4 separate regions of the Homo sapiens genome follow, and regions 1, 2 and 3 are each linked to region 4. Evidence: chromatin loops called from intact Hi-C (ENCODE). Cell type or tissue: thyroid gland. All regions are shown on one strand.

Region 1 (8,000 bases), 58 kb after region 4:
ATTTTTATCATTTTATTATTTTTAACTTACAGATGAGGAAACCAAGGCATAAAGTTAGGTAGCTTGCTATTGTGGACTGAATTGTGTGCCTCCCAAATTTACATGTTGGAGCCCTAACCCCCAACGTGGACTGTATTTGGAGATAAGGCCTTTAAAGAGATAATTAGGGTTAAATGAGGTCATAAGGGTGGGCCCCAACCCAGTATGACTGGTGTCCTTATAAGAAGAGATGGAGTTAGACTATGGTCCTAATCAGATTTCAAAGCCCACACCCTGAACCACTTTGTTCTCTGCCTTCCGTAGGGCATCGGGCAGTTCTTCTCAAGACCTGGGGTCACTGGTGTGTAGATAATATATGCCAACAGGAATGGATGTGCTACCTCAAAATACACTTACCCTGTCTTCTCTAGAGTATCATCAGCTCCATACAGCTGGTGTCTTGTGGGTTTTCACCACTATTACACTAGTGTCTAAAGCAGTGCCTGGTGGGGCAGAATGTGTAGATGCTTAAATATTGGTTGAATAAATGCAGTGAAAAGAAAAGAAGAGAATACAGAATGACAGGCTGGCAGACAGGAGGGCCTTAGGTACAAGCCTGAGGAACACCCACATTTAGTGGATGGCACAGAAGGGAGAGCCTGAGAAGGAGGCTGTGTAATGATGCTCAAGTTTGGATTTTGATATACTATGTAATTGGGAACCATAGTAGAATTTTAAAACAAACAAACAAAACCCATTAATACACATTGCTCGTGATTTTGAAAGGTAGAGCAAAGAAGAAGTAGAGAAACATCTGGAGTCAGGGAGACTAGCTGAGGGCTAAGGAGAAGTACGTTGCTGGAGGTCTGGACTAGGGTAGTTGGGGAGAAAATGGAAAGCAAAAGGGCCTAGGAGACGCTGCCAGTGAAGGAATGACTGACAGCACTTAGTAACAGGGTACTGGCAGAGGATTAAGGAGAAGAAAGAGTCAAGGAAGAGTCACAGGTATTTTGCCTGGGAGATACTGAGGCCCACAGAGGCCAAGTGACTTCTTCAAAGTTACACAGTTCTCATTTCAGGAGTCTTTTAATTTTTTTTTTCTTTATTGAGCGTTCGTTCTGTCAAGAGCTTAGAATCTTGGGTTGGGATTTGGTTTACATTTCTGGACTGATAAATTTTGAGTTGTCATTTCAGCCAAAAGAATATCACTACTCATACTTGACAGCTTCTAAAAAATGTAATTAAAAATGAAACCGGTGACAGCACATAAAACAACACATTTCCGAAGTTGACGTATCATCTTGGTCCCCAAAGCTATTTTGAATTTGAATATTAGCAATGCATCTTTAAATTTCCATGAGGGTGCAAAGAGAGGCTTTTCCCAATCTGAAGAATGAATTTAAAATCTGCTGTAGAAAAATACCAGAGAGAAAAATATAGAAAGCAGCTGTCCCTCTTACCAATTTCAGAGCAGGAAAGGAATTTCAGTAGAGCATAAAAACAGCTTTCTCTCATAAAAGAAAACACAACAAGAAAAATAATCCTTGCTGTGTAGCCTTTTGCAGTTATTTTCTGTCATGTGTTAGATAGAGACCAGAGGGCTTAACATTGTTTTGATACCCTTGCATCTGGCAGATTGCCTGTCAGAGGAAGTTGGAAACGAACTGACCAGCTTTATGCTTCCAGGTGGCACTGAAGCCACATTTTCAGTGCCGTTGTTATCAGTCATTTAATTCCCTACTGAATATTGAGTGGTGTTTTTAGTTCACAGGCCATTTGCAGTGCCTTTCTGTTTCCTTTTTAACGTTAGCCACATTAAGAAAAAAAAGGCAACTCGGGAAGCGCTTTTGCAAATGTGAATTTAACAGTAAAGAGAAGATAATTGAAAATATCATGGCAAATAGCAATAAACTTACTTTAACTGAAGACATAGGCCATGGGGATAATGTTACCTTGAGAGAAATTTGCAGAAGACGTCATATAAGGACTTGCTAATAAAAGTAACTAGGCAATTAAAAAAATTAATTAATCTTGCATCCCAAGGGAGCGAGTAAGGAAGCGGTGTTATTTTAAAGCTTTTTATTGATGTGTTTTTTAGTATTGCCAAAAAGAATAAAAGTGTAAGAAAAAATGTTGATAGTTTTATATTGAACATAAATTCAGTAACTATGTGTATGTAATCTCTTTATCACAACATAACATCAAACATCACATAGAACACTGAAGGAAAAAAATATTGAATGAAGTGAACTAATTTATAGCAGAGTCCTGTGGAGGAAACAGCATCAGCAGCATTAACCTGTTTTTTCTCTTTGGGGGAACATCTGCAAGCTGTAATTAAGCAATTTTCATTTGTTTCCCTATTTCTTTTGTCATCACTAAATCACTACACTTAGGGAACAAATTGACAAATTATGAAACACACAAAAATTGCTGGTTCAATTGCAGAAGGAAATTTCCCCTTTCAAATTATGACAGATTTTGAGCTGATCAAGCCATTTTGTTTTAGATATATTAGCATAAACCTTCAGCTGAAGTTGTTATAATTCATATTCATTTCAACATGAATATTTGGTTCATAGATAATCATTTGTTTTTTGTGACTGCTGGAGTTTACATGTAATTGGATAAGGAAAGAAAATGTATTTAAATGTGCATGACATTTTGAATTATAATCATTAAATTTATTTTTGGCAGTGTTTTTAATGCACAGTATTTTGTTCCAATAATTACCTTTTCTAATATGCGTTCTCAGTGAAGACATGGGAATTAAAAATATGTATTTTTCATACACATAAAAGAATCATTTTCTTTGATTCTTTGAAAAGAATGAAATTGTTTGATTTACTTGAAAAGATACACATCTTTTCAATTTATTTATATTTGATATATTTTATGTATACATATAAATTAGAGAGTTGAACTTTTGTAGACAAATGGGATTTTAAACTTTTACAGAATGAAAGAGAACTACTAATAGTTAAATAAACTTTTAAGGTGGTCATTATCAATCTTTAAATAGCCAATTTAAACAATATTAAGTGGGTGCATATTTGTTTTATATGCATTTCTCTTTAACTTGAGACATTATTTTTATTCGTTGTTGCTAAGTGTATCATTACTTGAAGGGAAAGGGTAAATTGTTCCACTCAAAACTGAGGTGGTCATAAGACAGTGTCCTTTGATTCAATTGAATGGGCATGTTTCAGATCTGAATGGTTTTAGCAAAATGTTCTTTTAGCCGTGAAACAATAATATTTTCTTTGAAATGGTCAGCTAAACCCAAAGGGATACAAACAGGAAACTTTATTTTAACCAAACTCTTATATGAAAATCAAACCACAATCTGTCTAGTATATGATTTTTAGTGTCTTTTTTTTCCTTAATTTGGATTCGTTCCAGAGGAGGTACATTTAAGTGACGCCCATCAGCTTACTCTTCTTGCAGTTCATTGCATCCTTAGCACAGAGAGGAATCATTATATCATTTTCATGTGTTTTCCAGACTTAATTTGCCTTTTGCATTCAATTTTGTTGTATATGAACTACTGTTTAGAAGATTGGGGTTGTAGGGAGTCATCTGAGTGTTGAGTTTAGTCCCTAATTATAGTGTCAATCCAGGTCTTCTTGCTAATGTTGAGGTCATTTCAGTATTGATGATTCCTTCTGTGTTTTAAGCATTGAGCTAGAATCTGGGAATACTCAGATGAACAAAACAGGGTCCCTACCCTAGAAGAATTCATCAGCTGATATGTCATTCCTATTGCAATCTGCTTATAAAGGATGGTGTGATTCCCAAATGCTCTAAATGTGTGAAGGCAGAATAGCAATCTATATGTTTATAGATTGTATAGTTAGAGGTTGATTTGGCAAGGCAATATTAACTATTTGCATAGTATTGATGAACATCATATCCAGAATATTGCCATTGGTTTTGGGGTCTCAGTTTTAGATTGAATAAACAGCCTATGAGTTAATAAAATAACAATAAGAATGATTAGAACAGTGGATTTTCAGACTTTTTCCTTCTTATTTTACTTTAAGCTCTTGTTCTATTTTTTATTTTTTTTTTTGTGAAGGCTCTCCTGGAGTTTCCTGATAAAATGAGAGAATGTGAAAGACATATATAATTTAAGTCTCCTCTTGAACTGCTCTAATCCAACATGCCAATGTTTGAGTCCTATATTCTTACAAATGTGTTCAGCAGATGTTATTCTACTTTAGAAAGTTTGAAAACTTCTTCTAAGAAGTATTTACTTTTTAAAAAAGAGGGAAAAATTACTCCTCCTAACTTTCTCCAGTGTAGGTGAGTTAAAGAGGTTGCCTTAAGTAAATGCAACTTTTTGTGGTAGGCAATAGGACATGATCTTACGGTGAAGGAAAATCTTTTAGGTTGCAGATATTTAGTTTTATAAATAATTTACTATGTTGCTTTTATAGTTCTCATTTTGTTACGGGCAGGGCCAGTGTAATGGGAAGGGACACTTCAATCCTTGGATTCAGAAGACCTGGGTACTAGTCCAGGCATATACTAATTTCTTAAGACCACAGGCCTGTCACTTACTCTCTGAATCTGTAAATCAGGGCTAATTCTGCCTGTTTGGTATGTCTCAAATGGTTGTGGTGAGAATCAGATGAAATACACATGAAAGTATTTGGTAAATTTTAAAGACTTACTCATGTGTAAAGTTTTATGATTGGGGTTCTATTTCTCTGATACGAAAGAGAAAAACATCAAGGTTAAATATGAAAGGAATCTTGAATGTAAATATAAAAAATGTAAAATATTGTCTACAGTGTTAGTTGTTTATACCCCATTTCTTGAAGTAGTTAAAACCAACTATGTATAGTACATATTGTATTGTGTACATGTACGTGGTATATTGTATGGTGTAAGAGTACAATTCAGGGAATGATCCTACACTGGCCTCTGGTGGATGGATGCAATACTATGTCTCCACACAATCATCAGGCAAATGTATTTACATGCTTTGACCAAAGATGAAGTATCAGATTCTTCTTTTTAATTATCATTGTTAGATTTTACTTCATGGAATCTTTACTTGGGAATTTTACCTTATGTACAAATCACCTGGAAGGTACTTATTAAAAAGTAGATTCCTAGGGATCTTGCCCCAAGATTCAGTAGTTCTACTAGTGTGCAGATCAGAAACTTTGACTTTCAGACCAGCTTTGAGAAAATACTCTAAATGAAATCTGGGAGGAGTTTAGGGAGATAAATGAATTTTTCAACACTTTTTGTCCATTTTTGTATATATTATATTTTTTTATGAATAAGGTCTGTAGCTTTCATGAAATTGTGATACTCCCCCCCCCACTCAAAGCATAAGAACAATTATTTTACTTTAAATATGACATTTTTGTTGAATGTCACCATTGTATATTATTTAAAAGGCATTTTGACAGTGAAAAAGGATGATGGGTTATAGGAATAATTTTACTGTGATCTTGCTGATCGCTAATACAGAGGCTAGGATATTATAGCTTACAGAATTTTAGGGTGGGCTTTAGTTTGGCACATGTTCTGTCCCAAGTCTGAAGGATTGTAGTGCATGTGTCATAGGTCAAAGCTACTCCATCACAGGGAAATGTCCTTGCTACTTCTGTCTATTGCTGCCAGAACTGTGTTCTCTGTGAGTGTTTTGCCATTAGCAAGTACACAGACAAGAGACTAGGGAGACCACACAGGCTGTGGAGGCATCTCATTGCCTGTACTTTCAGGAAATGCCCCTCCAATCATTTCGCTGTTTCTGGTAACTTTTCTGTTGTATATTTCGTACACGAAGGTACTTGGTAGTTTTAAAGACTTACGCAAGAGTAGAATTTTATGATTAGGGTAATTATTTGTGATTTAAAAGAGGGACATCAAAGTTAAATATTAAGAGAATCTTGACCTACAATAGAAAAAAATGTAAAATTATATATATGTGTGTATATATATGTGTGTATATATATATTTTTTTCCTCCTTCTTCATTATTTCCAGGAAAACCACTTTAAAAAGGAAGAAGATGCATGTAGGTATTCTCCCTAGATTGAGGATTAGAAACTTCGTTGGAAGAAATGCTTTTTTGCCTCTTCAAATAAAAGTATAGTTTTTAGTTTTTTTGTTCATAGTACAAAAATTAGAAAATACTCAGAGGTACCAGCACCCACACACCCATGCACACACTCACACCCACACACCCACAGTAAAACAATAACATACTCTTTCTATAGCAGTAGAATTTTTATCTACTCTATGGCCAGCCAAAATAAAGATTACATCCTAGTCTTCCTTGAAGCTGGGTATAGTCATTTGACTAAGTTTGTGTCAATGAGATGTGAGGGGCACTGGTATGTGCAACTTCTGGGTCATATCCTTAAGACACGTGCACTATTTCTTTTTATCCTTTTCCTCCTGGCTGGAAATTGGGAATCATTACAACAACTCCTTTAGACCCAGACATGGAGGCCATGTGCTTACGATGACAGAAAACTCCAGCAGCCTGAATCCCTGGGTCATTTCATGGAACAAAGCCTACCCACCTTTCCTAAACTGTTACATGAGAGAGAAATCAAATTCTTGTTTGAGCTGCTCCATTTTTTGTGCTTCCTTGATATGGTAGCTGAAATCAGCCTTAGCTAATTACAGAGAAGTGAGGTGTGTGCTTTCTTTTTCCTTTTCTTCATCCTATTGCTTGGAACAAGGGTGTGGGGGGGTGTCATCCTGGACCATGTGGAGAAGGTTGGTGCTGTAGTCATGGCAGAGCAGAAAGATAGAAGCCTGGGTCAGATGACTTTGTGGAGCAAGGTCATATTATCCTTGGATTATCTATATCTCTTACTGTTGCATGAGCGAGAAATAAACTTCCACTTTGTTTAAGCTGTTGTTACTTTAGGTGTCTTTTTATGTAGGCAAACTTATATGCAGTTAACTAATAAAGTCAGAGTCTATTGTCCTATAGATAAACCATGGTTGTATACATCCTTTCTGAAATTTTTTATGTTTATTAATATGTATATATGTATTCAGTTATTAGTTAAGAACATGGAAGTTGGAGACAACCAAGATTTGAATCTAAACTCTGTTACTTTCTAACTAGGTGGTCTTGGGAAACTTACTTAACATTTCTGAGCTTCAGTTTTATCATGTGTAAAATAGATATAATAACTTCTACTTCATTAAGTTGTTATTAGGATTAAATAAAAAATATATAAAATGCACATAAATATGTTTATTTATATTTATATTACCTGAATTATTTTAAAGGCTCAACCTAATATTTTCATTCATTTATATATTCAGCAAATTTATTATAATTATTTTATGAAAGTGGGCTTATGCTACACATAGTTTCTGTAACTTGCTTTTTTCCCCTCACCACTCTACAGATAAGAAGTAACTTGCTTTTTCATGTAACATTATATTATGAACACCTCATAGCAATAAATATCATTTACCAGTGTTTTGATGACTTCCTGGTATTCACTTGTATGGATATTTGTTTAGCCATTCTCTTTTTGTGGGACATTTGAATTATTTCTAATTTTTGGCTATTACAAATGATGCTACATTGCACGCCCTCATTCATTTGGTAAATGTTTGTTGAATATCTACTATGTGCTAAATGTTACTCACAGAAGTGAACAAAAGACACAAAGATCATTGCCTTCAGAGAAATTGTATTCTAGAAGGGGGAAACTGAAATTTGTATTCTAGAAAGGGGGAAAACAACCAGAGCACAGTATAGGGAATCATGAGTGCTGGCAGGAGGATTTAGGGTTGCAATTTTATATAGTATGATCTGGGAAGGTAAAATTTGAATAAAGTTGGAATGAGGTGAGTCTGCAGATATTTGAGGCCCAGGGAACAGCGAGTGCAAAGGCCAGGTCATAGCAGCACCTGCCCAGCTGAGGACCAGCAAGGAGGCCGGTGTGGCTGGAGTTGCATGAGCAACGGTGAAAGGAGTGTGGAAGCTGAGGTTAGAGGGCATGGAGGTAGGGAAAGATCGGGCATGGA
Region 2 (8,000 bases), 110 kb after region 4:
TTCTGGTAGCATGGGACTCCGTGGGAAAACAGAGGAGGTGCCACAGACATTGTTTTGGGAAAAAAACCTCTGTTTTCCTCATGAAACCCCAGGAATTAAAAGCAGATACTTCCCTCTCAAAATCAAAGGCTCTGTTCTGTTTTGCCTTGTGTTATCTGGCCATTTTGAGTTTTGGGGGTATCAAATTACTTCACATTAGGAGAGAGCTTTGGTGTGTAATAATTAAGTAAGAAATACACTCTTTAAAAGATGGCTCTCCCTCCTTTTGGGGATCCAAAAATCCAGCATAAAAAGGCATCCTTAATTTTCCAGATCTGTCTTTACCTGTGGCTGTGCTTGCTTATTAGTCCCTAAAGATGCATGCCATCCCGGCCCTGTTCCTCCAAGGGCTCCACCCTGAAGCCAGTAATCCAGTTATGAAAGCGTCAAATAAAAATCTTACAAGTGCTGAATCTTCTGTCTGTGTCGCTGTGTATGTGTTTTGTGTGATGTCTATAAAAAGAGCTCCAATTAATTGGCTTAAAGAAAAAATAAGCACTGAAATATTTTTTAGTTCGTGTGACTTTAATATTTAAGCTGGTACATAACTAAAATCACTTACTGGCTGGGTGCGGTGGCTCATGCCTGTAATTCCAGCACTTGGGAGGCCTAGGTAGGTGGATTGCTTGAGGTCAGGAGTTCGAGACCAGCCTGGCCAACATGGTGAAACCCTGTCTCTACTAAAATACAAAAATTAGCTGGGCATGGTGGCGGGTGCTTGTGATCCCAGCTACTAGGGAGGCTGAAGCAGGAGAATTGCTTGAACCCAGGAGGTGGAGGTTGCAGTGAGTTGAGATCGTGCCACTGCGCTCCAGCCTGGGCGACAGCAAGACTCTGTCTCAAGAAACACAACAACAATTAAAAACACTTACTAACCAGGCTTTTCACCAAAAATAAAAGTTGCTAAGAGTTAAGAGTGCAACATGTATTTGAGATCATTAAACAGTTTTACATTCAAGGCATATAAAAACAGTGAAATGTGTTTTTTAGTAAAAGATTATAAGAAAGCATGGAAATCCAAATTTTGCCCAGGAATAAGGGATTATCTTACATTTAATAAGATAAAGCTAAATGTTTAAGTAAGTTGTGGAAAGATTGTAAAAATTAATCTTGCAAAAATGTGTAAACCTAACTAAATTCAAAAGCATATTACATGGTCTTTTCATAAATTGAGCATTGAAATAAAAGCACAACAAGGGTGTCTTAAGACACTAATCTGCCCGTTAGTAAAAGAGGTTATAAAGGGCTTGTAAAGATTTCACCTCATGGTCAAATTGGTTAAGATTAGATGGAATCATCTATAAGCTTCCATTTAAAGAAATTGGGATTGATATCAGTAAATTAATGCAAGGGTAAAATTTTGCTTAAACAGGATTTTCATGTAATAATAAAGGATAATAAAAATTTTTGCTTTTTGAGTCATCGTTTTGGCAAAATAAATAATTTATGGCAATTTGGAATTCTATTTCATAACATCAAGTGTTTTAAACCTCTAACATTTAACAGGCACCCAAAAATCAAACTTTAAGTTTCAAAATTGTCTTTCCTGATGCCTGGCTTTCTGGATGGTTCAGAGGGCCCCTGAAACATTCAGAAAAGAGGTGAACAGGATTATTTGACATGTTTTGTCACATGAAATTGCCAAAACGATGTCCAATCTTCTTTAAGTTATATTTTGATGAATAATACTAACATATGTTCCAAAATTGTATGGGATTTCTAAAATTTTAATGTCTAAATATATGCTATCAATAGTAATTAGGGGTAAAGTTATAAGCCATGGAGATAACTAAATTTCTTTGTCAGTCTTTTTTTTTTTTTTTTTTTTGAGATGGAGTCTCACACTGTTGCCTAGGCTGGAGTGCAGTATCGTGATCTTGGCTCACTGCAAGCTCCACTTCCCGTGTTCATGCCATTCTCCTGTCTCAGCCTCCTGAGTAGCTGAGACTACCGGCACCCACCACCATGCCTGGCTAATTTTTTGTATTTTTAGTAGAGACGGGGTTTCACCATGTTAGCCAGGATGGTCTCGATCTCCTGACCTCGTGATCAGCCTGCCTTGGCCTCCCAAAGTGCTGGGATTACAGGCATAAGCCACCATGCCCAGCCTGTCAGTCATGTTTTTAACTGTAACTATCCTGGAAATTTTGTCATTCAAAGACCATTTTGTCTTGCTTTGTTCCTTCTTAAAAGATAGGTTATAATCAAGCTATAAAACTTGAACAGGTGTTCTCAAATGTGAGTTTTTAATAGCCTTGAAGATTGTAACATTGGAATAGAGAAAGAATGTGTGGGACTCATGAAGAACTGAAATGTTCACGAATGTCAAGCAATACAAGAGTTAACTAAATGGACTGCACTCAGAAAGTTAAAGCAACCTTTTTGACTTTTACTTGGAATGTTGCTGATCCTTGTTTTGTTTTTCAGAGTTAAGAAAACTTATTTTAAACTATTTATGGCCTTTAATAATTGAGTAAGGTATACTCCTGCAAACAAAATTTGGAGCACGTTTGTTTCTGTCTGCCTGGTTCCTCTAGAAGTTGGAAACTGCCTGTGAGTACTCTTAACTTATGGAAATATAGTTGTTTGCATCAGTGCAATAAGATCCATTTTTCTTTTTCAACAGGACACAACTGGAAAAGCTAGTTATTTTACCAAGGCTTTGACCGAAAGGGTATGCTTCCCTTTAAGAGTCTATCTTTACTTCCAGTGCCGATAAAAGCCTCTTGGGGAGAACTGGCCTCATCCCTTGTCTACACAGTCCCCGCACAGGGTTCCTAATCTGTGGTCAGTAAAGAATGTCACTTTCTAACAGGTCCAGGAGCTCCAAGTTTATCTTGGGACTCACAGGATAAAAACTCATGGCTGGGCTTTAAGAGGTCTTATCTGAGATTCCTTTTGAAACAGAGTGCCATCAAAGCCAATCCAAAAGGCTTACATAGAAATAATTATTCTTACTGTACTTTATGCAAATAATCAGGCCAAATATAAAACTAAAGTTTATTCTACAAACAACACAATACTATCATAATTTGCTTTTACCAAAAATGGGGACTAGAGAGAGAAACTATGCTCTAAAGCTTATCATTATGCTCCAAAGCTTATCATACATTTGTCATTAAATCATAGTCTCATTAATTGTTTTTCAGCTTTTTGCCTACATTTTAGACTAACCCTGCTTATTCCTGTGAATCAAGTGGTGATCTCCTGCAGCTTGGAAGAAACAAAAAGGCATAGGTAATGTGAAAATCTAGATCAATATGCTAGTTCTGGGCAATTATCCTGTAAATTCTGCCAGGTAATGAGAGTGAATAGGGTGCCCATAACTCAGAGGTTTCTTTGTTTAGGGAAATAGAACCAAGGAACTTTATAGATCCCCAAAGGGAAATTCTATATCTTAGCAAGTAAAATTTTAGATGGAAATTATCTACTTACACCACACTTGCAGGAATTGCTCTACTCACTCTACTATTTGTAGTAGAGCTATACACAGTAGCACTGTTTTTTGTTTTGTTTTGTTTTGTTTTTTTGAGGCTCAGTTTCGCTCTTGTTGCCCAGGCTGGAGTGCAATGGCGGGATCTCGGCTCACTGCAACCTCCATCTCCCGGGTTGAAGCGATTCTCTCCTGCCACAGCCTCCCTGGTAGCTGGGATTATAGGCATGCGCCATCACACCCGGCTACTTTTTTATTTTTAGTAGAGACGGGGTTTTCCCATGTTGGTCAGGCTGGTCTCGAACTCCCAACCTCAGGTGATCCGCCCACCTCGGCCTCCTAAAGTGCTGGGATTACAGGCATGAGCCACCACGCCTGGCCGGTAGCACCTTTTAATTGAAATATTGGACGGAGAGTTTCCATTGCTGCAATATTTTTTGCTTAATTATTATCCTTATAGTAGGGATAATAGCTGCCAACAAAAGGGAAGCATGAAAGTTTTACTATCACTGAGTTTGCTAGAACTTCTTATTGGGTTTGGTAATATGTCACATCCTGGTTATGCAAAGGTTATAAAGGAAAGAGATTTTCTGTGGAAGTCATGAAAGGATTGATAATTGCAGGAAAAATGTAGCCAAGGTTAACACTAAAGTTATTCTAGCCACCCAATCCAATGCCACTTTTCCTAAAAGGAATGTTACTTTTATATGAATGTTTCTGATTATGTACAGCGACATCTAGTGGAGGCAAACTGGTATTACAATCCATTGGTGTAACTAACAGGTATCAAACTCTACTGTCATAGTTATGGTCTATAGGCCCTCCATTAACAGTGGTAATCTCGATACTCATATTCTAATCCTATATTTTAAACCTCCTTGTAAAATTTATCTCTTTTCACCTAGAAGCAATCAAACCCCAAATGGTGCTGCAGACAGAGCCACACATGGACACACCATTCTTCTGAGAACACTTAGATTGACCTCAAGAGGAGGCCCAACCACTGTCCTCCAACAAGATGCCCCTTTTTAGCAGGAAGTAGCCAGAAAGAATCGTCATCCAATACCCCCTAACGGCAGTTAAGTTTATGTCTGTAGAGGGGGGAAATAATACAGGAGTTATTAAGAAATTATTTTTAGAGGTTCCGAGATGGCTGAATAGGAACAGCTACAGTCTACAGCTCCCAGCGTGAGCGACACAGAAAATGGGTGATTTCTGCATTTCCAACTGAGGTATTGGGTTCATCTCACTGGGGCTTGTCGGACAGTGGGTGCAGCCCACAGAGTGTGAGCTGAAGCAGGGTGGGACATTGCCTCACCCGGGAAGTGCAAAGGGTTGGGGAATTCCCTTTCCTAGCCAAGGGAAGCCATGACAGACAGTACCTGGAAAATTGGGACACTTCCACCTTAATACTGGGCTTTTCCAATGGTCTTAGCAGATGGCACACCAGGAGATTATATCCCATGCGTGGCTTGGAGGGTCCCACGTCCATGGAGCCTCCCCCACTGCAAGCACAGCTAACAGAGATCGAACTGCAAGGTGGAAGTGAGGTGGGGGGAGGGGCATCCACCATTGCTGAGGCTTGAGTAAGTAAACAAAGCCTCTGGGAAGCTTGAACTGGGTGGAGCCCACTGCAGCTCAAGGAGGCCTGGTGTGCCTCTGTAGACTCCACCTCTGCGGGCAGGGCATAGCTGAACAAAAGGCAGCAGAAACTTCTGCAGACTTAAACGTCCCTGTCTGACAGCTTTGAAGAGAGTAGTGGTTCTCCCAGCATGGAGTTTGATATCTGAGAACGGACAGACCGCCTCCTCAAGTTGGTCCCTGACCCTTGAGTAGCCTAACTGGGAAACACCTCCCAGTAGGGGGCCGACTGACATCTCATACAGCCGGGTGCCCCTCTGAGATGAAGCTTCCAGAGGAACGATCAGGCAGCAACATTTGCCGTTCTGCAATATTTACTGTTCTGCCACCTCCACTGGTGATACCCAGGCAAAACTGGACTTCCAGCAAATTCCAACAGACCTGCAGCTGAGGGTTCTGACTGTTAGAAGGAAAACTAATAAACAGAAAGGACATCCACACCAAAACCCCATCTGTACATCACCATCATCAAAGACCAAAGGTAGATAAAAACACAAAGATGGGGAGAAACCAGAGCAGAAAAGCGGAAAATTCTAAAAATCAGAGAGTCTCTCTCTCCTCCTCCAAAGGAATGCAGCTCCTCGCCAGCAACAGAACAAAGTTGGATAGAGAATGACTTTGACGAGTTAAGAGAAGAAGGCTTCAGATAATCGGTAATAACAAACTTCTCCAAGCTAAAGAAGGGTGTTCAAACCCATCGTAAAGAAGCTAAAAACCTTGAAAAAAGATTAGACGAATGGCTAACTAGAATAAACAGCATAGAGAAGGCCTTAAATGACCTGATGGAGCTAAAAACCATGGCACGAGAACTACATGACACATGCACAAGCTTCAGTAGCTGATTCAATCAAGTGGAAGAAAAGGTATCAGTGACTGAAGATCAAATGAATGAAATGAAGTGAGAAGAGAAGTTTAGAGAAAAAAGAGTAAAAAGAAATGAACAAAGTCTCGAAGAAATATGGGACTATGTCAAAAGACCAAATCTACGTCTGATTGGTGTACCTGAAAATGACGGGGAGAATGGAACCAAGCTGGAAAACACTCTTCAGGATATTATCCAGGAGAACTTCCCCAGCCTAGCAAGGCAGGCCAACATTCAAATTCAGGACATACAGAAAACGCCACAGAGATACTCCTCAAGAAGAGCAACTCCAAGACACATAATTGTCAGATTCACCAAAGTTGAAATGAAGGAAAAAATGTTAAGGGCAGCCAGAGAGAAAGGTGGGGTTACCCACAAAGGGAAGCCCATCAGACTAACAGCGGATCTTTCAGCAGAAACTATACAAGCCAGAAGAGAGTGGGGGCCAATACTCAACATTCTTAAAGAAAAGAATTTTCAACCCAGAATTTCATATCCAGCCAAACTAAGCTTCATAAGTCAAGGAGAAATACAATCCTTTACAGACCAGCAAATGCTGACAGATTTTGTCACCAACAGGCCTGCCTTACAAGAGCTCCTGAAGGAAGCACTCAACATGGAAAGGAACAACTGGTACCAGCCACTGCAAAAACATGCCAAATTGTAAAGACCATTGATTCTAGGAAGAAACTGCATCAACTAATGAGCAAAATAACCAGCTAACATCATAATGACAGGATCAAATTCACACATAACAATATTAACCTTACATGTAAATGGGTTAAATGCTCCAATTAAAAGACACAGACTGGCAAATTGGATAAAGAATCAAGACCCATCAGTGTGCTGTATTCAGGAGACCCATCTCACGTGAAGAGACACACATAGGCTTAAACTAAAGGGATGGAGGAAGATCTACCAAGCAAATGGAAAACAAAAAAGAGCAGGGGTTGCAATCCTAGTCTCTGATAAAACAGACTTTAAACCAACAAAGATCAAAAGAGACAAAGAAGGCCATTACATAATGGTAAAGGGATCAATTCAACAAGAAGAGCTAACTATCCTAAATATATATGCACCCATTACAGGAGCACCCAGATTCATAAAGCAAGTCCTTGGAGACCTACAAAGAGACTTAGACTCCCACACAATAATAATGGGAGACTTTAACACCCCCACTGTCAACATTAGACAGATCAACGAGACAGAAAGTTAACAAGGATATCCAGGACTTGAACTCAGCTCTACACCAAGCGGACCCAATGGACAGCTACAGAACTCTCCACCACAAATCAACAGAATATACATTCTTTTCAGCACCACATCGTACTTTTTCCAAAATTGACCACATAGTTGGTAGTAAAGCACTCCTCAGCAAATGTGAAAGAACAGAAATTATAAAAAACTGTCTCTCAGACCACAGTGCAATCAAACTAGAACTCAGGATTAAGAAACTCACTCAAAACCACTCAACTACATGGAAACTGAACAACCTGCTCCTGAATGACTACAGGGTACATAACGAAATGAAGGCAGAAATAAAGATGTTCTTTGAAACCAATGAGAACAAACACACAACATACCAGAATCGCTGGGACACATTTTTTTTTTTTTTTTTTTTTTTTTTTTTTTTGAGACGGAGTCTCGCTCTGTCGCCCAGGCCAGACTGCGGACTGCAGTGGCGCAATCTCGGCTCACTGCAAGCTCCGCTTCCCCGGGTTCACGCCATTCTCCTGCCTCAGCCTCCCGAGTAGCTGGGACTACAGGCGCCCGCCACCGCGCCCGGCTAATTTTTTGTATTTTTAGTAGAGACGGGGTTTCACCTTGTTAGCCAGGATGGTCTCGATCTCCTGACCTCATGATCCACCCGCCTCGGCCTCCCAAAGTGCTGGGATTACAGGCATGAGCCACCGCGCCCGGCCTGGGACACATTTAAAGCAGTGTGTAGAGGGAAATTTATAGCACTAAATGCCCACAAGAGAAAGCAGGAAAGATCTAAAACTGACACCCTAACACCACAATTAA
Region 3 (8,000 bases), 190 kb after region 4:
AGCTCCCTGGTTCCTTGTTCTCTCTTTGCATTTTGGATTCCTCCAATCTCTCTGGCTCTTTAATATGACACTCCCTTTACTCTTACCTGATTACCCTGTTCCAGCCCACAGTGAGGCCTGACCACACTACTAGAAATAATAACAGCCATTTATTTAACAAATGTTTACTATGATCCAGGCGTTATACTTTATATATCATATGTCATTTAATCCTCACAAGTGCCTAACGGGATAATGACTTATTATTTGCTGATGAAGAAGCTGAAGCACTCAGACACCAACTTGCTTAAGGCCACACAGTGAGTAAATGGCAAAATTCAGGGCTTTCTGACTTCAGAGCCCATATGCTTGACCATTATATGATACTGTTTATGAGCTCACACTGAGCTGTTTGGTCTTGATCCATGGCTAGACTCTGATCTCTGAGAAAGTTATGAATGACCCTCCAAACCATGATACAGTCCCCCTTGTGCTGGTAAGTAATGCATCTACTCAGAGCTGACACATCTCCTTTTGTCGGCATGCGGAAGCCACTCTGGACAGCTCACAAACTGTAACCCCCCCTAGATTCTGTGCCTGTGCTAGAAATGCATCTGCTCAAACAACAGGCATCCCTGGCTTCCCAGCCCTCCTAAGCAGAAATTCAGTACTTAACAGCCTCTTCTAATCATACAGTGTGTCCAAGGACATCCTAAGTCATTATTATTGTGCTTTCCAGCAAATCTAATTAAATTCTTGTCTAATTGTTGCCTGTCAGTGCTTCAGTGTTCTCCTTCAGGAAGCCAATCAAGGGACTTTTGCACAATCACCTTTGGAAGTGAATTTCAGTTCTTACCAACTTTGGTAGCAAATTCCTCCTTATATCTAGTTCAGATTACTCTGGACTTTTAGGGCCAATTTTTCCTCATGTTACTTTGCTACAAAAAGGAATGCTACTGATCTTCACCTCCTTTTCATCCTTTATGGAGATAAAGATCTCAGCTTGCTTTCCTTTGCCAAATTTTTAAAATAAGAAATCTTTTTTTTTTTGCTTAATCTTTTATTTTAGAGTTGTGTATTGATTTTCTATGACTGCCATAACAAATTATTACAAACTCAGTGGCTCAAAATTTAGGTCAGGCATGGTTTCTTATGCCTGTAATACTAGTACTTTGGGAGGCTAAGGTGGGAGGATGGCTTGAGCCCAGGAGTTCGAGGCCAGTTTGGGTATTAAAGTGAGACCCTATCTCTTAAAAAAAAAATAGCCAGGCACAGGGGTATAGCTTCAGCTACTTGGTAGGCTGAGGTGGGAGGATCGCTTGAGCCCAAGAGTTTGAGGTTGCAGAGAGCTATGATCGCATCACTGCACTCCAGCCTAGGTGACAAAGCGAGACCATTTCAATTGGGGTTTGAGGTGATGATTCGAAATCTACTCCTGAAATAATGAAAGGTTGCATTTTATAAAATGTTCTCATTTTCAAGGTATTTCCAGTTTTCCCTACCTATGGTAGCAAAATATAGTGCTTAAGAAGCTTGGGTTTTTAACCCAGTTGGACCTGGTTTCAAATGGTGTTTCCACTACAAACTTACTGTGTAACTTAGGGCAAGTGGATTAGCTCCACTGAGACTCAGTTTCCTAATCTATAAAATGGTATTGATAATAACACTTGCCTACATTGATAAGGCATGTTTTGGTTTTGCACAAAACCAAAAAATTGAAATCAAATTATTTGAGCAATAAAGTCCAGGAGCCATAGTAGCGTAAGGCAGTGCTTGGTCTGGGATCTTGAGCCCGTTTTCTCATTCTTTACTTCTGTGCTCTGTGTCCTCATTAATGGCTCTCAACTTGGAAGGATATCTTCTGATGTGCCCAAAGTGTCTGCTGGCACATAATGGGGCCATGTGCTCCATGTTCAAGCTCTGCAGGAATGAAAGAGATGATCTCAACATTCATGGTGAATTACTGAGGTTTCTTCTGACTGTACTGCTGAGGTCTTGTCGGCCCAATCAGAGAACCAACCAGTCACTGTGGTGAGGAACAGAGGGTGTGTAAACTGATTAAGCCAATCAAGATCCACCCCTGGAACTGGGGTTGAGGTCATTGCCACAAAACCACATGAGGGCAAATGGCAATGAGGGGTTGCTTTTCATAGGGAAATTTAGAGCATTATCAGGAGAGAGGGGGAATGGATGCTGGGTAGCAAATAGCAGCAGGTGTGTCCAGTTGGCTCCTTCTCATGAGATAATGAATATAAAGTATTTATTACAATCCTTGGCATGTAAGAAATGCCCAGTAAATATTAGCTTATTTACTTATTATTTTTCTACCTCTTAAGTGCGTGTGTACTCTTAGAGTTGTGTTTTGGTTTTCTATGACTTCCATAACAAATGACTACAAACACACACTATATATGTGTGTGTGTGTGTGTGTGTATACACATACACTTAAGAGGTAGAAAAATAATAAGTAAATAAGCTAATTTTCTTCTACCTAAGTGTGTGTAGAAATAAATACAATAAATAAATTATTAAATAAAATAAGCTAATATTAGTGTTTTACCTCTTAAGTGTGTGTGCACACACACACACACACACATATATACATATACACACACCTAAGAAGTAGAAAATACACATTCCCACAAATGATATGTGTACATGTAGAAAAAGTAGAAAGTACAGATAAATAGAGCAAGCACCTTTTATTGCTTTTATTGACAGCATTCCTCTTGTGGGAAGAGGGCTCAGGACAGCCTTTTTGCTGATAGGAAACTGAGACCCTTAGTGGAAAGAAGACTTGCCAAAGTTCACTTAGTGGAAGGATGGAAGCCAGACCCTAGGCCCCTTGGCCCCCAGCCCAGCTGTCTTTTTCTCTTGATTGCCTTGCTTTCATTAGCTGTGCTGCCTTTTCCAGGTGCCTTTCTGGAGCTGGACTTGGCAGCTAAACTGACAATGATGTATGTCCCTAGGAGTCCCCAGGAAGGGGACTTTGGAGCCACTATAAACACGCGGGGTAAGGACAGCAGCTACATCTGGAAGCCTGCAGAAGCTTCCATTCCAGGAAGTGCTGTCTGCTACGCTGTCCCTGTGTGTACCCCTTTTGCTGTCATAGTCTGCTTCAAACCTGTCAAAACATGAAAAACTGCCTATTAGGAGGCCGCTTCCAGCTGTTCTGTTCTATGCTCACTTTATAGCAATTTCCTCCCACTTTCTCCAAATGTTTCCATTAGGGAGGGAAGGGTCCCCAATGTAAGATTGCTCCCTGATGTTAGCAGGACACAAAATAGCCAAATGTATGTCAGAAAGCTGAAATCAGTTATTGCTGACAACAGTAATAGTGGTGTCTGGAATATGACCTAGTTTATTGCTCAGCACCTGGTCTTAGTTGATAAATTTTTTTTGAGAGACCAACTGGTCATGTAGGCATCCAAAGCAAAAAACAGCAGTGTGGTTATGGTAGGTACAAGTTGAGAGAGAGATAGAGAGAGAGAGAGAGAGGGAGAAGGTGACAGGAGAGAGCACAGATATGCTGATTTATTACCGGTAACAATTGCTACCATTCATTAAGTGTCAGGCACTGGGATATGTGTTTTAAACACATGTTCTTGAACCTTTACAACAACCATACAAAATAAATATCTTTATCCCCGTTCCAGTGATTAGAAAACTAGGGCCCAGAGAGGCTAAGCAACTCACCCAAGGTCACACAGCTACTAAATGAAGAAGCCCAATTCGGACCCAATTCTGTCTGATTCTAGAGCTCTTTATACATTATGCTACTTCTTGTTTATCATATTCAGCTGGTGTCTTCTGGGTCACTTTCCCATGAAAGTACTACTAAAATGATTTCACACACACACTAACCAGTCATAGGCCTTGCTTCTCATTGGGATTAGTTTTGAGTAATGGAGGGTTCCTGTAATGGGAGTCTGGAGATGCTGAGGGGAAGGGCACGCATGCATGCTTGTGTGTGAATATTAATTGTGTCTTTCGTAGTTGCAGCCTAGATCTGTAAAAATGTTTTATTAACTGTGGTCCTATGTCTCTGCTGGCAACCCACCGTAATCCCGAGGCAACAGGCTAGAAAGTGACGAATGAGAATAATTTCTTGATCGATGGGGCTGTTCTTTGTGGATTTAAAAGGACCTTGTTAAAATGACAGAGGCTCATTTTCACACTGTATCTTCAATGTCTAGATAGAAAAACCCTAAAAAAATGAAACGTTCAAGATCCTTGGAGGATGGCCTCTAGAGCCAGTTTCTTTTCTGCCCCAGCACTCTAAGCCAGGCTGAGCCAGCAAAGCTCAAATCCTCAGCTGCTCACAAAATCCACTGGTGCCCGATGTAGTTCTGGACAGTTGTTCTGAAATGCCTCACCTGCCCTTTCCTTTTGCTGTCACGCATTGCTTGCAAATGTCTCCATCTCTGCTAAATAACCGTTTAGTGTTTAAACTCCTGGCATGTGCCTAGCATTGTCTCTCTCTCCTTTTGCTAATAGCTGCACTCAGTGTTGGGCCCTCTAGGGAAGTGGACAATGTAGCAATGTGCATGGAAGTTAAGACCCATCTTTGAAATTAATTTGAGGCACTGATCAAGACTTTATGCCTTAACATTTGTTTTTCTTTTCATCAGGCATCATGCCCAAATTTTTATTCTTAGCCATTTATTTATTTTAACTTTGAACAGCTTTAATATTTGGAGAAACTTACAATATTTACATAATCCTGAGAGGGCTGACACCTAAGAGACTCAGCCATGATGCTTTTGAGAACTCCCTAAGCACACAGCTTCTTGGGAATTGGATTTATTTTATCTTATTTTTTTATTTATTTTATTTTATTATTATTATACTTTAAGTTTTAGGGTACATGGGCACAATGTGCAGGTTAGTTACATACGTATACATGTGCCATGCTGGTGTGCTGCACCCATTAACTCATCACTTACATTAGGTATATCTCCTAATGCTATCCCTCCCCCCTCCCCCCACCCCACACCAGACCCCAGAGTGTGATGTTCCCCTTCCTGTGTCCATGTGTTCTCATTGTTCAATTCCCACCTATGAGTGAGAACATGCGGTGTTTGGTTTTTTGTCCTTGCAATAGTTTACTGAGAATGATGATCAGGTGTCTGGGACTGGGAAAAGGCACAAACAGGCATCAGGAGAGGAAGTAGAGGAAAAAGACAACAAAAGAGACAAATATCCATTTCTCAATTTTGCAGCGAGGTAACCCTTTCCCCAGCCAACAGTTAGAGGAAAGTTCCTGACCTAAGGATCCTGTGACACAGACCCTGAGCGACTATATGGCAAATGCTGCTTTTGACAGGCAAGGCCAATGCTTCTTCACAAAGAGGTTGCACAGTTCCATCCCTGTCAGAGTAGCATCTGGAAAATGCCAACGACAGCATCCTATATATCCTCTTCCTTCTAGCTGGATGGATCCCAGAGCTAGGTGCTCACACAGGCTGGACTAGCAACTTGGTGCAACGGGAAGGAAATAATCTTTTTGACGGAGTATGAGAGGATCAAATGAAGTGAAGGATGAGACACGTTGCTGAGTCCAGGTAGAGTGGGCTCCTTTGTGAGTAACTAAGGCTCCTTGCTGCCACAAGAAGTCAGACTCTGGGCAGCCCTCCAAACCCTGGTAAGGACTTTGATCTTTATCCTAAGGAAAACAGGAAGCCATGTAAGTGTTTGGATTAGAAGATTTTGGGGAGAGTGACATACATTCAAATCCACTCAGAATATCTTACAGGGATGGTGAGGCCTCAGTGCTGCCCGCGTTTTCTATACCCCATTGGTTAGTTTTGGTTGATGCGGGTATTTGTTCTGATAGAAAAGAAGAACAGATGCAGTTTTTAGGAGGCAGGAATCAGAGACAGAGAAGTAATGCTTTATATCAGTGCTTCCCAACACTTTTAACATCATTTAACATAGCACACATAATGATGATTACAATCCTATAGCATATTGGGGAAATGAAGAAGATTGCTCAGAGCCTAAGTAAGGGGCTCAACATCTGGGACACCTGGAAGCCCTTTGTAGCACAAAAGATGCCCTGATACTCTGGTTTAGAGGGCAGCAGGTAGATTTTAACCCTTTCACTGCTGCTCCCTTCTTTGGACTGCACCTCTCTTACCTGCCTTCATGGTCTCAATCCATCTCTCCACAGTCTCCTTGCTGCCTCCACGAGTGTGTCCATTCTAAACACAACGTGCTGCTTTTGATTTGCCAAGTGTCTGATGGGCTGTTGACGGAAGAGACAGGCTGAAGCCAGCCTTTCATCAATGTTGGTTGTAGAAGCTGAATTATGTCTCTGCCACATCTTTGACACCTCTCTGTTCTGCAACTCCTATTGGTGGGGAATTCCCTGTTTATGAGAGACCCATGGTTCAGCCATCTTTCAATTAAACTTATTAAGAAAACAGGCCTTTGCGTTCCACTTGAGGGAAAGGGCATCTGAATCTGGAGAGGCATTCGAGGCACGAGGAAACAGTTGGTTTGAATAAGGTCACAGATTAATTAGAATTGGGCTTCATTAAAGCTGCATGAGCACCTGGACAACTTTGCCAAGACAGGGGATCATCTGGGTATCTTTGAACAGTCCCTTTCTCTTCTGGGCACTTGTTCTCTGGTTTGGGCCTTGATTCCAGCTGCTGTGAGAGACTCCTGTGCCTGAACGTGTTTCCAAGTCAATTATGCAGGCTTCTCTGAGGCTGCTTAGTTTGGTTAGAGCGCTATTCTAATGAAGTCAAGGTCTGAAGTTTGCTCTCTGCATGGGCTTTAGTTTCAGTCTGCTCTGCAACCCTGATTACCTGTTTCCTAATATGAGGAGAGAACACACTGCTTAGGGAAGGAGTGGGTATAGGAATTGGGAGCATCTTGTTCCAGCCTTCTCACATTTCTTCCTGTTGAGGCAGGCATGGATCCAGGTACCACTTAAATTACAGAGGTGTTCAGCTAGTGCATCCCTGCAGGGTCCTGGGGGCTAGAACCTTGTGAATGAATTTGACTCTGATGAGAGCGCCAACAAGGCATGCCATGAAGTGGCCAAGCTCTTCTTTCTCTTCATCAAATCCCCTTTTCCACCTGCCTCCACTTGGAAAGTTAGTTGATAAACTAATTTATACTAATCTGCAATAACCAATAGTAACTAAACATGTGCCCTGTATTGATGAGTCAATGCATTGTTTCTAAATCAGTGATTTTCAAACCATTATGGAAGTGTGTTTAGGGTTGTGTGGGAGACTGACCATCCCAGTGTACGTGGAACTGGTGTTTTCCAGAGTATAGAACACACAGTGCTAAATCCTGGAAAGCCCTGGGCAAACCAGCATGAGGTGGTTAATCTAGGGATTTTAGGAGGGATGACTCTGCGTGTGTGTGTGTGTGTGTGTGTGTGTGTGTGTGTGGCAGGGTGAATAAGGTGAGGATGGCAGTACCCAGTGGTGGCTGAGAATGGGGTGCCTGCCTCTACTTCAGCCACAGAGGCAACATGTTTTATATATTTTATATTTTAAAGTTGGATGAAATTTTCATTGAAAAGCATTGGCAAAGCTGTTCTCTCAAAGAATTAAAGTCAAAAGGAATCTATCAGGAACCAGAGCAAGGGAGATGTCCAGGTGTAGAGAATTCCTGAAGTCCGCTTTTCACCAAGAAGACACCTGCTACTCTGCCAACATGAAAAGCAGGGTTTAGCTGTTGTCACAGCAGAGAAAGGAGGGCTTATCCTTGTATGGAGACTAAGAGGGAAGGGACTGTTTTGAGAGCACAATAATATTTGACATTATAATTTGTGCTTTTCCCTGTATTTTCTTCTTTCATTTCCTCATTGAAGCAAGAGTCCAGGCACTAAGTTTCCTTCCCTCAGGAGAGTTTGCATCAAGGTGCAAGGTGGAAGCAGAGGTTGCCTACAAAACACTTTTCTTCCTGGCTTAGGGAAGTGTCATCTAATCAGAGCTCAATGGTAGGAAGTAGAGGGAAGGAAGTAGGGGATGAAAGACTGAAGTTGTTATAACAGC
Region 4 (8,000 bases):
TTTATTCAATTTATATAATTCTTCACCTCCAAGATTTCTGTTTTTTAATGGTATCTGTCTCTTTGTTGAATTTCTCACTAAGATCTTGAATTGTTTTTCTGATTTTGTTAAATTGTCTATCTGTATTTGCTTGTATCTTGCTGAGTTTTCTTATACTCATTGTTTTGAATTCCTTTTCAGGCATTTCATAGATTTTCTTCTTTAGGGTCTGTTACAGGAGAATTCCTTTGGAGGTGTTATGTTTCCCTGCTTTTTCACGTTTCTTGTGTTCCTTTATTAGCATCTGTGCATCTGCTGGAGCAGTTGCCTCTTCCAATTTTACAGACTAGCTTTTGTAGAGAAAGACTTTTTCGTGTGAGTCTGTCCTATAGTGTCGATTGGGTAAAGTGGTTTGGATTTGGTTACCGGTGGCTGCAGTAGTGTAGTATCAATGTGATTTCTTTGGCTGTAATCAATATCAATGGTGTTTGTAGAGACAGTGATGTGGCTTTGCTGGGGTTGGGGAATGATAGGTGGACTGGTTCTCAGGCCCTGGTAGGGTATGTGTTGGGCATGGTAGCTCTGCTGGTCATCAGTACAGTATTGCCAGTGGTGGCAAGCATTGGGTGATCAGTCCTTGGGTAATGGGGGCATGCATGGCAGTGCCCCTGGTCTTAGGGGAGGTTTATTTCCTATTCTACACTACCTGTTTCTTGGGGTGCAGGGCACTGTGTGGGCTTAGGTTCAGGGTTTGCAGCTGAACCACTGAATCTAGATGGAGTCTTGGATTCCTGGCTTTGTAGTCTTTTGTCTGGTGGAATGATGGCAGGGCTCCAGGTATGTGGATATGCCAGGACACTGGCTTCCAGAACAGAATTCACTTTATTGGTGGCTCTGCTCTCAGCATGATGCAGTTCCATAGTAGCTTGGGTCCTGGGGAGGGAAGAACCCAGCATGATTTCCTACTCTGGAGCAATGGAGCTGTGTGGACTCCAGGCAGCTTTTGTATACTGGGCTTAGGGACTGTGAGGACCGTGGGGACTGTGGGGGTCTTTTGTACCTAGGATTTCAGGCATCTGCAGTGGTAATGAGGACTGCTAGGGATCTCCTGACTACCTTTCCCCCTTTTCCCCACTATAGGGAATCCCTCTTGGCTCTGAGCTGATCTTGACTGGGTGCTTCATTTCCTTCTCTATACTGCCATCTTGAATCTCCATGATTCAGAGGGTTTCGTCACTTCCTTGCTGAATTCTAGTGTTCCGCGTTAGACGCTGTACTCAAAGTGTAGTTATTTGTTTGTTGTTTTGTCCTTCTTTGTGGAGGAGGTGAGCTTTGACACTTCTAGGCAGCCATCTTGTTGACAACATCTTCCATGTACCTTCCTTAGGCACAATTATACTGTCTCCATCCTGCCATACTCAGGTACTTATGGTGTTGCCCAATGTCTGGATTAAACTGGAAGCTGGAGGTTGAGGGTACTCTGGTGATGCAGTCCAAATGGCTCATTCACTTGGAGCACAATGTGGGGCTGAGGAAGGAAAAGATGGATTTTCTTGGGGCTTCTTTACACCTTCCTTTCCACACTGTACAAGGTACCTGGTTCTCCAGGCCTTGTAGGCAGATGGGTGAGCATGGTCTCCTACAACTTCCTTTTCCCTGGAATTCCACAGAGGGAACTGAGGATGAGGTGAGGTCTTTGGATGACCTACTCTTCAGCCTTTGATGCAAATTTCATCACTCTTGATTCACAATCTCGTTAGCTCTTTCTGCCCTACCAATTACTCCAGATTTGTTTATTAATTTTTTTTTGTGTCAATATGGCTGGATCACAGAGTGCTGAGATATTTGGCTAAACATTATTCCTCGGTGTGTCTGTTAGTGTTTTTCTGAATGATATTAACATTTAAACTATTCGACTGAGTAAAGCCCTCCCCTATGAGGTGGGCATCATGCAATTCATGGAAGAACCAAATAGAACAAAAAGGAGGAGGAAGGGTAAATTTTTTTCTCTTTCTACCTGATTGCTGAAGCTGGAGCTGGGAAATTATTATTTTCCTAGCCTTGGACTAAGACTTGTTCTTGCTCTTCAGACTTTTGGATTGGTACTGAAACTATAACACTGACTTTCCTTAGTCTCTAGCTTGTGGATGGCAGAGTGTGATAGCCTCCATAATTGTGTGAGCCAATTCCTCATCTCTCTCTATTTTATTGGCTCCGTTTTTCTGAAGACCCCTGACTATACAGCAGTGTCTAATGTGTCTAAGGTAATATTTTAAGCAGAGAGAATGGCCAATGTCAGCGTATCCGGACATTTTGAGGACCAGCAAGGAGGCTACTGTGGCTGCGGGTAAGTGGGAGAAAAGATGGAAAAGGCAGGGAAAGTCATGTTCCCTGTTGGCCCTTGAGAGGCCTTTGGCTTTTATTCTAACCATGATGGGGAACCATAGGAACCATAGGAGGGTTTTGATTAGAGAAGTAAAGTGATTTGACTTATAGTTTTAACAAGATTAGAATTTGTTGACTGATTGGGCATGAGGATTTAGAGGAAGAGATAAATGAAAGATAATTCTAAGAGTTTGCCTTGAAGTGTAGAGTTGCCATTAAGCAAGCTGAGAAAGACTGTAAGAGGAGTGGATTTTGGAGGAGGATTGTGAGTTCTTGAGATAACATTGTATTTAACGGTGTGCAAAGCATCTCAAATGTTTTAACTCACTTAATTCTGCCAAGAACATTACCAGCTTCATATTATTATTCTCAACTTCAAATGAGAAAATGGAGTCAGAGAGGTTATGAAATGTGCCCCAAATCACACAGGTTGCAAGAGGTGGGGCTAGAATTTAAAGCAATGTTACGGCACTCCAACACCTGGGTTTTTAACCAGTACCCCACACCACAGCTCAACATTAGATGGATAATAATGGCCATGATAACCATACTCACTCATTAAGAATGAAGCCCAATGAGTATCTTCCAATTTGACCTCTTCTTCTTCCTCCTTGGGTGGGTGGATGAAGGAAATGCCCAAGATAAGGGACCTGATCTCCACTGTGCTAGTTGGCTTGGGCTACCATAACAAAATGCCATGGACTGGGTAGCTTAAACATAAGAAAATATATATTTTCATGGTATGGAGGCTTGAAGTAGAAGATCAAAGTTTGATTTATTGATTTATACCAGTGGTTTTCCTGGTTCTCCAACTTGAAGCCAGCAGATTGTGGGACTTCTCAATCTCCATAATTGTGTGATCCAATTCCCATAAGGCAGGTGTGATTTCTCGGGAGGCTTCTGTCCTTGGCTTCCAGACAACTGCCTTCTTACTGTGTCTTCACCTGGTCATTCATTTGTACACACACACTTCTGGTGTCTCTGTGTGTATGTCCAAATCTCCTTTTCTTATAAGGATACCAGTAAGATTGGATTAGAACCCACTCTAATGACCCCATCTTAACTTAATCAACCCATTTAAGGCTTGTGATGGTTAATCTTATGTGTCAGCTTGACTGGGCGAAGGGATACCCATATAGCTACTAAAACGATTCTGGGTATGTCTGTGTTCATACTTCTGGAAGAGATTAGCATTTAAGTCAGTAGACTGAGTAAAGAAGATCCACCCTCACCAATGTGGATGGGCATCACCTAATGTGTTTAAGGCCCAGATAGAACAAAGAAGTGGAGGAAGGGCTAATTTGCTCTCTCTAAGCTGGGATGTCCATCTTCTCCTGCCCTCAGACATCCGTGTTCCTGGATCTCAGGACTTCGGGCTTGGACTGAATTACACTACGGATTTTCCTGGTTCTCCAGCTTGAAGACAGCAGATTGTGGGACTTCTTGACCTCCATAATTGTGTGAGCCAATTCCTGTAATAATCTCTCTCTCTCATAGCAGATTTTTTTACAAAAATAATCAGAAAATGATGCTCCTTTTCCATCTCTCTCCAGAAGCACTAACTGTTCATAAGTTGAAAGTGAATATAGTTTTTAATTAAAATTTATGAAAAATTTAGCAATTGTTCTCATTATATATAAAACAAAGCCACATAGTTATTATAGTTTAAACATAATTAAATTAAATTAAAGCTAAAGCTCCTTTGTCTTAAAAACTAACCCTTTCTTATCCTCAAAAAAATATTGTGAAATTTGAGAGCCCTCACTGAGGCAAACTGGGCAGTTGCCTAGTTTGGCTTTTTGTAAAGACATTTATTGGTATCCTGCAATTAGGCATTCAGGCCATTATGTTTACTGTAGAGTTGAGAAAGCTTATTCCCCAAACCTGTATATTAGCTCTGAGAAATTTAGGTCATGTTCCTCCTATGTCAATGTTTGAACTCAATCTGTGATCTTATGGAGGTAAGTAGGATGAGGAGGCAAAACAATGCCTTACTATTTTGTAAGGTTTGGAAATGGAACAGATGTCTCCTGATTAGAAAGGATATTTAGCAATCTTATACACCGGCCTTTACTCTCAGCTCTTCAAATTTTCTCATGAAGACATGGTCCTCATATCTTCTCTTGTTTGAGGAATAAGGAGAAGGCATTTATTACACATTTTCTGGGACTGGTCAGGATTAGCAAGACAATGAGAATGGAGTTCTGTGTTGTCTCTTGACCTTTGTGGAAGACTGGAGTTAATGAAGTGTGGGGTCTTGTGCAAATTACTTTGACCTTTTAAGCTTTTGGCTCTGTTTCCTAGTCTATAGGAATTATGGGGGATTTCTACAAAGGTAAGTGATGGTGGAAGAGGGGGTAGGGAGAATAGAGATTGGGATAAGGGGAAGAGGGAAGAGAAGAGAAGCAAATACATGATTTCTTCTTAGCCAGTTCATGGATTCAACAACTTCTGAGACTTTTTCTCATGGCTTTTTCTGATAGTCAAGAATATAGGCTTTTCTTTGCCCACACGGTGGCACTAGCTGCTTAGAAAACAGTGTAGCTAAAATCAGAAAGCCCGCAGCAGATCTCCTGAAAGCATGGAGAGTGAGCTGCAGCCGACGTTTAGAGCAATTAATAACACATTAGAAATTTTACTAACAGGGGTAATTCACATTGAGTTAATTAGAAAACAATTTTAAGACAGAGAAAGTGGGGGAGAAATGAGCGTGTGGAGACGCTGTCTCTCCGCCGCCAGTGCAGGGTGGCGAGTTTGCATGCTCACCCAGGGCTCCGATCTAGCGACGACCTGTTAAGGTTCTGCTCCATTGCCAGCTTGAGTTTCTTTACCGTCTAAGATGCATCTTGGATGGGTTAGGGAGGGATGTTCCCTTTTCAGTGTAGTGGAAAGAACGTTGTCCTGGGAGCTGGGAGATCGGATTTGTAATGCTATTTCTGCTACTAATTCCCTTCTGTGACATTGAACAGGAACACTTTGCCCTTCAGGAATAAATAAATAAAACACATGCGTTGGGGCAAGTAACCTCTAAGTTCCCTTCTAGTTCTGGCTTTCAAATTGGTGATGTTAGAAGACAAGAGTTTTGCTAGTTAGAGATGTATAGATACATGCTTATGTATGTAATCTCAATGTCCGTAAACAGCATCTGCTGAATTATGATAAGAGCTCAAAATGCAGCGTTCACACACTCAGACCATGGCTGCAGGAGTAGATTTTGATTGTTATCAGCAATTGGAACTCATTGCTGTCTGGGAAGAGATTGAATTTGAAAAGGTCTCTTAAAAGGGCCTTTGGGAGCCAAGGGGAATAAGTGTAGGCAACCTGCTCAGGGGGGTTGGGGCTTGGATGGAGAGGCAGGTGAAAGCAGGGATGCAGGGAGCACATTGCCTGGAGGAGCAGGGCCAGTGAAGGGCCTGTCGGCACTTCAAGGACTAACCACAGCTAATCACTAGTCTGGGAGGTCTGCGCTCAAGGCTGGAGCTTGGCATCAAGTTGTCCAGGCTCTAGTTCACCCTTTTCGTTCTTTGTCTCTTGCAACAATTGGCCAATACATGTCAGCAGTGTTTTATTTTTAATTTGCTTGGAACAACATGGATCCTAGGCAGCTCTGTCTTTGCTATTTCATGATGCAAGTTAAGGTTTGCTTGTCATGTGGAAAAGATTTGAAATAAAGACAGTGGATAAAATGTTAGTGTCCAGAGGGACAATGGGCCATTATTTAACTTGTTTTTTCCAGGTGATCCAAGGGAGGTCTTACTTCTCAATAGGAGACAAGTGACTTGATTTCAACACGGATGGGAGAAATTGGGAGGTGAAATTGGGAGAAACATGGAAATACTGGTGATGTATACAAATCCAGACTTTTATCAAACAGAGCAATTAGAAAACTGTATCTTCATAGGCACCCAATATTTTGTTATGTCTCATTTAAAATTCATTAAGTACTTTATTTGTAAATATTGTGATTTTTCCTAATTATAAAAGTATACATGACTGATGAAAAATTGAGCAATACAGAAATCTATGTTAAATATGATTTGAAGAGAGAGAGAGAGAGAGAGAAAGCTCCTCCCTTATCTGGTCTGAACCTCACACCTTCACCATTCTTTGATGAGTCCATTTGACCAGCTTACTTTTCCAAGAAAAATTGAAAAGGATTCCATTTATAAATTATTGACCTCAGAGAAATTTTCTAACTCTGCTTTGGAGGTTATGGGCAACCAACCAACTCTGTTCACCGTAGACTCTCGGTGCTAAACCAAGGAAAGTCCAAAACAAACCAGTGCATTTTGTCACTTTAGTTTTACATAACTTCCAAGTGAACCTACAGAACTGAAGCCTGATCCTTGAACTTGCTGCTTTGTTCTAATACTGTGGGATATTATTATTTTGCTCTTTCCTTCAAGGGGAAGCATGAACATCTGGCCTTTTCTTTTTCTTCCTGTAAGTCCATTGGAGATGCAAGATTTTAAGGAGCAGGAGGATGGGGGGGGAAGGACACCCTCTTGCATGTAAGTCATGTTATGACTCCTCTCTACTTGACCTCATTGTGTAAGGAGGGCTCAGGGCCACCTGTTGAACATGAACACTGTCTTCAGGAAATTCTTAGCTCTCACCTGCCTTTCTCGCCATGTTGCCTCAAATATGACCCTCAGGTAAAGGCTGCATCTCCTTGGGGAAAAACACACTGAAGCTCCTAGAAGCCACAGACCAGTTTCTCCTCTCTCCCAGTGTTACTGCAGTGGCTTCTGCCTTGTCTTTAGTGAGCAGCTGTGGCCCCAGGGCTGTTGTGTGGTTAAGTAGGTCCAAATGCGAAAGAGTGGGAGATGTAAGAGGAGCGTCGAATGAGGGCAGCACAGAACAGTGAAATCCTTGCACCTGCCTCCTTGACAGTTTTTGCTGAGAATCAGACAAGCAAGGAATCTCTCACTTATTAGCTGAACACAGAAAGACTTTGGGGATAAAGCTGGTCTGAGAATTATAAAGGGGTTTTGAAACAGAGACAGAGGTGTGTATACACCTATTCATTCTTGAATTATCCTTAGACTATTACTACAAAGTGGCTTTCATTATTCTCCTTTCATGGTATAATGGAGTGATTAGGAACATGAGCTTTGGAATTCCACCCCACCTTCACTAAGTAGTGGCTGTGTGACCATGGGCAAGTCACTCCATTGCTCTGAACTTCTGTTGCTTCTTTTTAGACATAATATTATCAAATGCGTATGACTGTTGTGAAAATTAAATGACACATAAAACACTTACAAGCCTAGCCCATTGCTCTCAATAATGGGGACTAATATTATTAATCTTAGGTTGCAGGTGATGAGATTGAAGTTCCTAAAGTTTAAGTAATGAATCAAAGGCCTGAGTCAAGATTTAAATCCAGGTCTGTTGATGTCCATACTCGAGTAATGTTTAAACTTACAGTAGTTACAAGGAGCATCAACCTTCCTCAGCAAGATTTGACCAGGTTGAAAGGTTCTGAGATTGTTTGGATAACATTTCAAGATAATAATAAAAAAATTCCATAGTGTTGTTAATATCTGATGAACATCTACAAAGAGGCAGACATCGTTTCAAGTATTTTCCTATAATAACTGTCATTGTATAACATTATTGACTCTTTGAGGTAT

What was found. Hi-C counts contacts between places; a loop is a spot of excess contacts. Peaks named below come from ENCODE experiments on the same cell type or tissue, not always from the same donor. Only the 100,000 strongest peaks of a DNase experiment are listed, where the experiment ranks them.
Region 1: a loop joins it to region 4, with 3 times the contacts of the local background. A loop is called at or near these places in 54 of 110 quality-filtered maps.
Region 2: a loop joins it to region 4, with 5 times the contacts of the local background. A loop is called at or near these places in 97 of 110 quality-filtered maps.
Region 3: a loop joins it to region 4, with 5 times the contacts of the local background. A loop is called at or near these places in 80 of 110 quality-filtered maps.

What each region holds. Positions count from the first base shown.
Region 1 is chr11:36,618,051-36,626,050 of GRCh38, forward strand. The region is part of intron 2 of IFTAP (intraflagellar transport associated protein); the gene reads left to right. Among named protein-coding and RNA genes, the nearest start is that of RAG2, 24 kb to the left of the region's middle. In thyroid gland, a CTCF peak has its summit at 4,916 (motif pointing left); DNase peaks (open chromatin) are centred at 1,631 and 4,901; H3K27ac peaks cover 7,693 bases.
Region 2 is chr11:36,668,810-36,676,809 of GRCh38, forward strand. LOC107984325 (a long non-coding RNA gene) reads left to right here and starts at 2,080. Exons shown (of 3, transcript XR_001748186.1): 1 at 2,080-2,713; 2 at 3,189-3,276; 3 at 4,378-4,653. In thyroid gland, a CTCF peak has its summit at 4,214 (motif pointing left); a DNase peak (open chromatin) is centred at 4,212.
Region 3 is chr11:36,748,534-36,756,533 of GRCh38, forward strand. All of the region lies in intron 3 of LOC107984326 (a long non-coding RNA gene), which reads left to right. Among named protein-coding and RNA genes, the nearest start is that of RAG2, 150 kb to the left of the region's middle. RefSeq lists an enhancer at 1,791-2,361. In thyroid gland, no CTCF peak of the experiment used is centred here; no DNase peak of the experiment used is centred here.
Region 4 is chr11:36,559,677-36,567,676 of GRCh38, forward strand. It overlaps a transcript of RAG1 not described here. Among named protein-coding and RNA genes, the nearest start is that of RAG1, 4.3 kb to the right of the region's middle. In thyroid gland, a CTCF peak has its summit at 4,871 (motif pointing right); a DNase peak (open chromatin) is centred at 4,905; H3K4me3 peaks cover 443 bases; H3K27ac peaks cover 1,276 bases.